Linked DNA regions of Homo sapiens: region 2 is linked to region 1. Evidence: chromatin loops called from intact Hi-C (ENCODE). Cell type or tissue: chondrocyte. All regions are shown on one strand. Links, peaks and the distances in the headings refer to the core of each region. The heading gives the core; the rest is flanking DNA.

Region 1 (5,397 bases), core at 148-5,147:
AAAATTACCAGAAGTAACAACTTGTGCCTTTCTCAAGGAAACTGAAGAGGTGCTTTCGTTTTGCTCAAATCAACAACTGTTCTATTTTGCTGAAAACTTGAATGTCAGGATACTGAAAACCTGGCAGTTTCTTTTCCCGGAATCACTACCACTTGTCCCAAGCATGGCTTCATCAGCAAAATCCCTATAAATCCCCTATCCAGTTTAATCTCTTTGAAACTGTTTCTTCAGAGGCTGTTATCCCTGCTGTGCATCAATTTATAAAGGGGAAACTTTATTCTTTCAGATCTCCTTGTTTATTTAAACACAGGATTAATTATTTTTTTATTTCACTTTACTTTTTGTTAGGTTATTTGAATTATTGGACAATACAAGACACTCTTTCATTAAAGCATTTCTTTATGGAATAAACAATATCACACTTTTCTTGTTTCCACCTTTTGGCTACTGTTTTGGTTTCTACTTTTTGGTTTTATCTTTTTTATATGATTCTTATATTTTGACTTCTTCTAGACTTGCCTTTATCATGGCTATATTGTCATTTTAATCATTCTTTCTAAGATGCCTTACTCATTTTCATAATTTCCAGTATAAAATAAATCTCAGTGGTTCTGGTATAATATAAATCTCAATGGATCACAAAAAATGTATATCCAGAGCAGTCCTTCACATTGACCCCCAAAATCATGTGTCGTGTGTGTGTGTGTGTGTGTGTGTGTGTGTGTGTGTGTGTGTGTTTGAGACGGAGTCTTGCTTTGTCACCAGGCTGGAGTGCAGTGGTGCAATCTAGGCTCAGTGCAACCTCTGCCTCCAGGGTTCAAGTGATTCTCCTTCCTCAGCCTCCCGAATAGCAGGGACTACAGGCATGCACCACCAAGCCCAGCTAATTTTTGTGTTTTTAGTAGAGACAGGGTTTCACCATGTTGGCCAGGATGGTCTCAATCTCTTGACCTCAAGTGATCCGCTGGCCTCAGCCTCCCAAAGTGCTGGGATTATAGGTGTGAGCCACCGTGCCCAGCCTAGTGTGTGCTTTTTTAAACGGATTTTTTTTCTTTTGCCAAAGAAATAACAAAATCTTGACATGTTCAGAATTGAAGACGTAGTTCCCCACAAATTTTTTCTCCAGTTAACCTATCTTAGTAAATAAACTGCCCCCCGGAGATCTTGGTAGCAAGAAATATGACATCTCCTTCTCTCTCTATCCAGTTGTGTCCTTTCCCTCTGACCATTCACTAGACTTTACCTCCACTGCCACTAGTCTAAGCAAAACCATCACATCTACCCTAATGGGGAGAAAGTGCTTTTCTCTGGTTTTGAAGCCTCTGTATTTGTTTCACACCCATCTTCATAGAGTAGGCCAACCATCTTTTAAAATGCCAACTGAATCCTCTCTTAAAAATACTAACACATCCTCTTGTAAAATCCCCACAATGTTTCAGTATCTGCCTTATTTATGCTGAATTTCCCACACTGAATGCAGTATTTGGCACATAGCAGGAACTCAACAAGTTGTTAAACTCATCATTAAAGTCAATGAGTAACTGACTGAGTGGATTATAGTTCTTGACAATTTAGAGAAAATTTAAATATCTGTATGCTAATGAGGAGATACAGTCAGTGAACCAAGGGGCAAAGTTACCAGTGATCAGAATGCGTACCCTTTACAAGGAACACTTATATGTTCATTTAGGGGAAAATTCTGTAAGAGTAGAAAACTATATCTATGATTTAAAAAAAAAAGATTTTGCAAAAGATGTCATCTGTTACCTGTGTGACTTTGATATTAAATGAAAATATTGAGGATTATAAGACTTACTAAAGACTTATTTATAGACTTCATTATAAAATATAAAATTATTTCATATATTAAATATATTAATATATTTAGTATTAAACATGAATGCATTAATATAGAGTATAAAATATAAAAGACTTTATACGAAAAAAATTCTAATGGTTCTACAATCTATGTAATTTCAAGATTTATGTATAAGAGGATAGTGCATTATATGCTCATGCCATTAGGTTCATATTTAAATTTTTGCAAACCCTTAAGTGAAAATAAAGGTAGAGTTTTTCCTTACAAAGCTGACTCAAGTGCATTGTGGCTTCATGCTCAAGCCATTTGTTTTCCATTGAATTGACCCCACTTTTCTTTGGCCAAGAAAGGTAATGTCAGACTCATGATTAGCGAGTAGCAGAAGAGTAGTGCCCTGAATTTAATGCTGATCAAAACATATTTTCTTTTTTTCAAAACTCTACATTTCTTCAGCAGCTCCTGTTGAAAAGCAAAACTGTCTCTAAGCAGAGAAGGGGCTCAAAGTCTTTCAATTCAGATCAGACTGTATAAAACCTTATCCTGCCACAAGGGAGCGCTTTGCTTTTTTCTGTGGATGACCTTGTCCCACTTTTCCTCTGCATTACCCATTAATGAATTCCCTGTGCTGTAAGTGAGATTATGCATTATTTGAATACCAAGTTGTTCTCATGCATAAAACCAGGGTATGGGGAGAAGGCAAAATAGTTTTTACTGTGAATGCACTGAGCCACTTAAGTGGCTGTCAGGTGTCCCTCAGTTCAACAAAATCTTTTCTCAGTGTCCCCTGTCCCCTGGGAAGTTCAGAACATTTCTTTGGAAATGCAAATGTTTTTCTTCCCACTCCTACTGCATTTCTTTGAAGCCCACATACAAGCCATTATTCAAAGAATGAGTAATCCTGAAAAGTCCCCTGGGAGATCATCATGATGCATACTGAATATAATGTAAGACAGAACACAGAATGAAGTATTTTTTTTTTGGTAAATAGCTTGTGTAGTTAAAAAAAAAGTTAAAACAAAAAAGTTTTTGCCTCAAATTGTGTGCGTGTTTATTTCAGCAGCAGACTGCCATTTTTTAAAAAGACATTTGAGGCTGCCAGATTAATCTTTAACTGTATTTTATAAACATCATAACCCATATCACATTTCAACCTCACATTTTTACCGTCCTGGGCCATTAAGATGTTTTACGAGGTTTCATAAAGTATATATAAAATACTTGAAAATGACTGGATGGAGAGTGACTGAGACTGTGTTTGGAGGAAAGAAAAGGATGCTATCAAAACAAATCTAAAACATGCTACACAATATATTTTTAAAAAGTGATTCTTGACAATGCAAACTTCAAATGAATTAGAATAAAAGGGGAAATTTACCAGTGTTTAATCATTAACTTGATGAACATAGATCTTCCTGAATTTAACAGTATGCTTTTTATAGTAAAATATGAGAAAAGTCTTTAGAATATTTTTAAATGATAAAGGTTATACTCCATGGTAGTAATAACAACCAATATTAAATTTATTCTTTTATTTAAAATAACTGAAAACATCAAAAACTTCTTTTTTCACGAACAACTCTTTGAGGCTTTTGCTTATGGCCATGTACTCCATTCTCAGGTACTTTCTATCCCCCTTTCTTGCTTTTAATTTTAACCATAAAAATGATCTTAATGTGACATACTATTTTTACTTTTTTTTATTTTTTAATCAGAATATCTTCAGGCTTTCAAAAAACAGACAGGTTCTGATTCAGAGAAAGATTACTGTGAGAATTACAAGAATGAGGAGTATACAGATGTTTCGGGATTTAATGCGGATTCCAAGGCAGGTTAATTTTTGAAAACATAATTAATTAATTTAGAATTAGTTTTTTTAATCTTTTTATGTCAATTGTGTAATATACTTGTTAGACTTTTGTGGTTCCATCACAATATTTATGATTTTGGGAGACAGCGTTGGCTAATAGAAATGATAATAACCTGAGTGCCAACACCAGAATTGTAAACACATGTAGAATATGAACTACTTTTGTTGTTTGGGGCATATCATTTTATTGCCCCATCTCTTGAAACAGAGATTTGGACTTGTTGATCCTTAATATATTTCTAACTTTTCTTGATTCTTGACTTTTTATACTCATTCGTTCATCTACTTTCACTTTCAACAAATATTTAGTAAGAATCTGCTATTTGTTGATGACCTAAAAATAGTGAATAAGCTAGAAATAAATCTAACCTATAGTCAAGGGAAATAATATTAAAAACATAAACAAATATATAAAAGAGTAGTGATGAAAATAAATCAGAATAAGGGCGTAATGTGTGTAGAGATTAGTTTAGTGTGGATAATGTCAGAAGGCATATGAAGAGGTAACATTTGATATGAGCCTGGAATGATGAGGTTGTGTGAAGATTTTAGGGAAAATAATATTTCAGGTTGAAGAAACAACAAATTCTAAAGGCCTGGAATAGGAATAAGCTCAGAGTATTCGAAGAAAAGAAAAAGTCAGTACAGTTGATGCAGAGTATAGTAGTGGTAATTGTGAAAGGTAGGCAGGGTCAGGCCATCTTGGGCTTTCTACTCTAGAAATGGAAGTTACAGGTTTATTTTAAATGTGAACATAAGCCATTGGGCATGTTTTAATAGGTGGAGAGTCACTTTTGGTAGCTAAGTAGAATCGATTATAGGTAGGCAAGAAGAGAAACAGAGAGACTAGTTAGGAGGTTATTGCAATAGAGTATAAGCGAGGGAGATAGCAGTGAAGATGGTGAGAGGTGATCTATTTAGAATATATTTTATAAGGCCAGTGCAGTGGCTCACATCTGTAATCCCAGCACTTTGGGAGGCCAAGGCTGGCAGATCACTTGAGGTCAGGAGTTTGAGACCAACCTGGTCAACATGGTGAAACCCAATCTCTACTAAAAATACAAAAATTAGCCAGGCATGGTGGCATTTGCCTGTAGTCTCAGCTACTAGGGAGGCTGAGGCAGGAGAATTGCTTGAGCCCAGAAGGCGGAGGATGCAGTGAGCCGAGATTGTGCCACTGCACTCCAGCCTGGGTGACAGATTGAGACTCCATCTCAAGAGAAAAAAAAAAAGAATATATTTTATAGGTAGAGTTTATGGAATTATCTCTTGGATTCCCTGCGAAGGGTAGTGGAAATAGAAGATTCCAGAACAACTATGAGTATGTATTTCTGGATAACAGCTTTAGTTTCGGGATTAGGAAAAAATTCTTGGTAGGGAGATTGTGAGGGTATTGGGCAGTCATCAATTTTTATCATGAGAAGGTGTTTTATTACCAGCTAGCAAAGTACAGGTGAGGATTTAGAATAAATCTGAATGACAATTCCTATTGTACTTTCATCATTATGAGACAGGTAAATATGTCATTTCCCTGCTATAGTCACTTTAGTTAGTCTTCATTTCCTTGCATTTCCTTGCCTTCCCTTTCATTTCTTTCATTTTGTTTAGCTTTTCCTTTGTGGTATGTGTTACAAATACAGATATTGATGATTTTTAAAGTCTGAAATATTGCACCTGCCCTGACATTTCTTCTGATCCCATGGCTCTAATC
Region 2 (5,397 bases), core at 332-5,331, 1.2 Mb after region 1:
CATTGGGATATAGAACAAATACTTTTATATATATTGCTGGATAAAAGCTTAGTGACATTAAATGTTCCATTCAATGAATATTTGATATTTAATGTAGACATTTATCATAGCTTCATTGATGCATTCTCATAGTTTTCTACATTTTTGGGCTTAGAAGAGATTTAATTTTCCTTCCTATTTTATGTTGTCTTTGTGTAAACTTGTGTGTGTGTGTGTGTGTGTGTGTGTGTGTATACAAGCTGGAAGACATAGATATAAGAATATGCATTTGAGAAACTAGGTAGGTATTTATATCAATATAAGTTAACTATAATACCTGATTTTTTGCTATTATCATATTTTATCAAATTAATATTGCTCTATGTGAATGTTTTTAAATATAACACTTCTCTCCAAAAGTTTAAACTAACTTAATTCTGTAAAATGTTAAGTCGTTAAGTAACTGAAAAGTTAATTAATATAACAATTTATTCTTAATCTCTCTCTCTCTCTGTGTTTCTGTCTCTCTCTCTCTCTCTCTCTCTATATATATATATATATATATTTGGAGTATTAACTTCAATTTAAGAATTAAGACTTTAAGAACATTTCTAAAATAACTCCAAAACCAAAGGTAAACCTTTCATTGTACCTAAACGTAATAATATCATTTATAATTTTAAGTTTTTAAATTGACTATATGGTCATGGCCTTCTTTTCCCTAGTTATAGCAAGTATTGCATATATACCTGGAATCCTTTAAACAAATAAAATAAGAAATATATATCCATTGCCACTCCTTCAAGCATGAATAACTTTAAAATACAACTTTCATAAAACTAGTGTCCATACTCTTTTTTATAATTTTTAATATTTTTCTTCCTAGAAAACCTTTAAATTAACATCTTTTGATAAACTGAAATTATCTCAGTTACATTTATTTTTCATAAATGGTGATACTCCTGGTGTTAAAATATGAAGAGGTTAATGAGAGAGAATTCTGGCAGAATAATAGTAAAAAAAATGCTTGAAAGATTGCATTTTGACAAATCAATAAGCTTTTGATGTCACATAATTACATTTTCATTTTGTCCTCTTCAGGTTGGTTATTAACACAGCAGTAGGCTGTCTGTCTGCTCTCTAAGCCAAGGTTAATAAACATGTTTACAACATGATATTTCTGTTGCCTCAGTACAAAATAAGCTCTGTTCTTATTTCTTGACATGCTCTTGTCGCCTTTAAAACATTAATCTCTGGGACTTTTGAAGTGGCAAAGGAAGCTAGGAAACAAATAGTATACCTATGTATATATATATATGCATAACTTTTGCAGGTTGAAAATTCTACAGCAGTTTATTGTCTTGTCTTTCAAGATTTTCTGATTTTCTTCAAAGAAATGTTTATGTTTTTCTAGGTAACCACTGTTCCACATTCAAATTTAGATGTGGAAATATTAATGTTTATAACATAGTTAACTATAAACTTCTACAGCATTTTAAAGAATTGTTTACTAACTACCTGTAAACCCAACTATACTTTCAATACAAATTAATTCATCACATATAAAGTAACATAACTGAGATGAACAAAATTAGTTTTGTCACTTTTTATTTAATTTTAAAAAATAAATTCTAATGAGGGTAAATTAATGGTGACTACTTAATTAAATTGTTAAATGTATCAACAAATACATTAAGTATATATAATTCAAATCAAATCAAAAATAAATTTTAGATACATGAAGCAAATGGATTAAAGTTTTACATTCTGACAAAAGAGAAGTATATTATTCACAGTGACTTTATTTTATTTACAATGAAAAGCTGTAGGTCAATAGAAACAATAAAAAATTACAATTATATTACACAAGGTATCGTAGAACACTCAAAATAATACTTAGTTGAAATTCAGTAAATAGCTATGAAAGATCTCTAAATATTATCCTCAATAGTTTTATAACTGATTTTTTTTAAAAGCATGTTTTTGAAAGTTTCTTAAAAGTTAGATTTTGCCAAGCATGGTAGCTCATGCAGGTAATCTCAGCATTTTCAGAGGCTGAGGCAGGAGGACGGCTTGAGTTCAGGATTTCAGGATCAGCCTGGGCAACATAGTGAGACATTATCTCTACCAAAAAAAAAAAAAAGTTAGTGTGGTGGCACATACCTGTGATCCCAACTACGCAGAAAGCTGAGATGGGAGGATTGCTAGAGACCAGGAAGACCAGGCTGCAGTCAGCTGAAATGGCACCACTGCACTCTAGTGTTGGAAGACAGAATGAGACCCTGTCTCAACAAACAAACAAACAAAAGGTTAGATTTTTGCCTATCACCAAAGATGCTTCATTACTTTTTAGACATAAATATATGTATGCATTACTGGACTTGACTTTCTGCTTCATTGTTGAGGCTATACTATTTAAAGCAATATTTGATAATAAAAATGCTTTTGAACCAAAGAAACTATGTCATGAAATAAGTCATAGAGAGTAATTTTTTTTCTACAGTTATTAAGAAAAAGAATTTCTAAGCACTATTTTTTTTTGTTCAGATTGGAAAATATCTTTGGTTCTTTTATAGGTCATAGTGATACAATCTTTATGTTTTACAAATTCATTTGATCATAAATTACAGTTAAAACAATTTTTTCAAAGAACATAATTGATTAAACCATATGTTTTAATTGAAATGTGAGACTATTGGAGGCTTCATCGTGGCCCCCAAAAAGATATGTGTACAGTGTGAATATTAATTTTTATGGCAAAGTATGTGATTAAGTAATTGAATGAAGGAGCTGGTCCTGGATTATCCAAGTGGGCTAAATTCAATTATAAGTGTTCTCAAAGAGTGAGACAGAGAATTATTAAACAGACACAGCAGAGGAGAGCACAAGGTAAAGATGGTCAAGATTTTATTGATGCAGCCATAAAACAATGAATGAGAACAGGCACCAGAAACTGAGAGATTCAAGAGGAGTTGCAGCCCCATCTACGCCTTGCTTTTGGAGTCGTGGCCTCCGGATTGTGAAAAAAATAAATTTCTGTTGTTTTAAGTGCCAAGTGTGTGGTAATTTGTTACAGCAGCCCTAAAAAACTAATAGATTAAACTAGCATTTTAACTAGTGATAATATTGAAATTAAATAATGATGTGGTTTATAAAATCTATACACTGAAACAATCACAGTATACAAGATCAATGGTAGTGTACTCAGTACACATTATAGTCCATTCTGCTTACAAAATGATAAAAGTTATTACTTGTAGAAGTTGAATCATTCTGCGTGTAAATTTTTTAAAACTTTAGTATAAGTTTTTAAGCTATAATTAATGTTTTCACTATAGAACTAACCTGACATTTTGGCTCCACTCTTGAAATGCGAAAAGTAAGACTTTAAAAGCATTTAAGAAATGATAAACACGAACGAGACTAATTTTAATAATGGGGCATTTTACTCTATAATATGAATTTTATGTTGTAGTCGAGATGTCTCAAATGGTTACAGTACATATTTCCTACCATTTTTATCAGTAACTCCAAATTTTTGACAGTTTTTCAAGAACTTAAAACAACGATTAGTATTTATACCTGTGTTGAGCCTTCCTTTCTGTTTCTTTAATAAACTGAAATATATTCAAGATCATTTGTGGTTAATAGAGTGCTTTTGAATTTTCACATGGTTCATAATATTCGTAATATTTGTGCCAACATCCACAGTGGGGTTCTGAGGCTGGGCAAGGTTTGCACTTTAAGAATGAGCAGAGATTCTCTCACTTTTATATAAGGCTGTAGAACAGCTTGAACATGACTCAGTGAGACAGGCCAATCTTCCTTGATATTCATTTGTCCTTGAGCCCTGTCACTCCATTTGTCAGGCTCGTCTCAATGGAAATAAGTGCCATTCATTTTTAATCGGTTGATATTACTTCTCTCACTGATAATCATCTAGAACGTTGTCTAACTACATGTGTTGCTATGGAGACCTTCTTGTATTCATCACAAATTTTTAATCTTTCAATACATGAGCAATAAAGAAGTACTAGCATTTTCCATGGACTTGCTCCCTCTTCATTTTTATTGGACAACATGAAATAGGATAAGTAAATTGCAGGATTAAAAAATGCATATAGCACATTATGTCCAGGAATTGCTCTGTGAATGAAGGAAATTTCAAAGCACAAATGGTTGCTTGTTTTGTGACAAGTTACAGCAGGCAGACAGCACATAGATTCCAGTACTGCAGCTTAATATGCCCAGCAATAATTCAGAAAACAATAGTTTTTGTTACTTTCACAACCTCTCTAAGAGAGTTTTTTAGATTCACTTGACTTCATAATATTGTTATTAACTTTTCAAATGTGCCAAGATAATAGGAAGCACAGTCCATTATATTTTTAAGCCTTCAACTTGTTTTTATTTTCTGCTTGGGTCTCCATAGCATTTAGTCATGTATTAATCAAATTATTCGTTTCTAAACATTTATGGACTGTTTTGAAACCTCATTCCAGGAAAACTTAAAGAAGCAAAATAGTAGAAGGCAATAGCCCTTGCCATAATTAAGCTAAACATAAAGACCTAAAATACACCAACAGAACTAAGAGCATATTAACATTAAGAGTATTATATAGAAAGTAAAAATCTAGAAAATATTATTATGTCACTGTATCAATAAAATGTAGAATTTCAGAAGAGGAAAATATCTATGTAATCTGTCACAGACACAATTGTTCTCAAGCAAGTGTTCTGAACACGGTTTCCTTTCTGTCTGAAGATTACTTAAAAGTTTTCTTAATTCTCCAGTATTCTCATTACTCCTCTCACTCTTCTTATTTATTAGCTCAAATGAGAAATAGAGTTTACCAAATAAGAACTCCATCAATTTCCTAATACAAAAATTTTGAATTTCCTCTAATATTCAGTAACTTTCCAATCACTTTCTGCTCTTTCCTGCCTGGCACCATAGTTCAATGTTTTTTAAACTTTGGTGCTCATCAGAATTGTTAACCAAAACACTAGATCCAGCCTAGGTCCTGCTGCTCACCACGCAGAAAATCAATCACTGAGACAATGAGTATTACCCAGGAAGATGGCTTTAATGGGGTGCTGTAGCAGAGGAGAAGGGAGATCAGTCTCAAATCCATCTCCCTGACTAAAATTAGGGGTTTATAATAGCAGGAAAGAAATACAACTATGTGTGAGAAAACATGAACTAGGGAGGGGTAAGGAAGCAATCACGAGCGATGAGGGGTCTGGCATCTCATTGTCTGGATGAGCTGATCTGGTGAGTTTATGTTCTTTGACAGTTTTTGGAGAACAAGGGAACATTTCGTAAGGAAGGAATTCAATAAAACAAATAAAAGCTTCAAGTTTTAAGACCAGAATGGTAAATTTCTATGTTTATCCAAAAAATCTGCCTATGGGACT

Evidence for each region. Hi-C counts contacts between places; a loop is a spot of excess contacts. Peaks named below come from ENCODE experiments on the same cell type or tissue, not always from the same donor. Only the 100,000 strongest peaks of a DNase experiment are listed, where the experiment ranks them.
Region 2: it touches region 1 in a loop (5-fold over the local background); 4 of 110 quality-filtered maps call a loop at or near these places.

The regions. Positions count from the first base shown.
Region 1 is chr13:67,734,351-67,739,747 of GRCh38, forward strand. LOC107984622 (a long non-coding RNA gene) reads right to left here and starts at 5. Exons shown (of 3, transcript XR_001749894.1): 1 at 1-5. RefSeq lists an enhancer at 2,160-3,058. In chondrocyte, for the core only: CTCF peaks have their summits at 2,370 (motif pointing right) and 2,583; no DNase peak of the experiment used is centred there.
Region 2 is chr13:68,925,391-68,930,787 of GRCh38, forward strand. No RefSeq gene overlaps it. Among named protein-coding and RNA genes, the nearest start is that of LINC00550, 43 kb to the left of the region's middle. In chondrocyte, for the core only: CTCF peaks have their summits at 2,243 and 2,449; no DNase peak of the experiment used is centred there.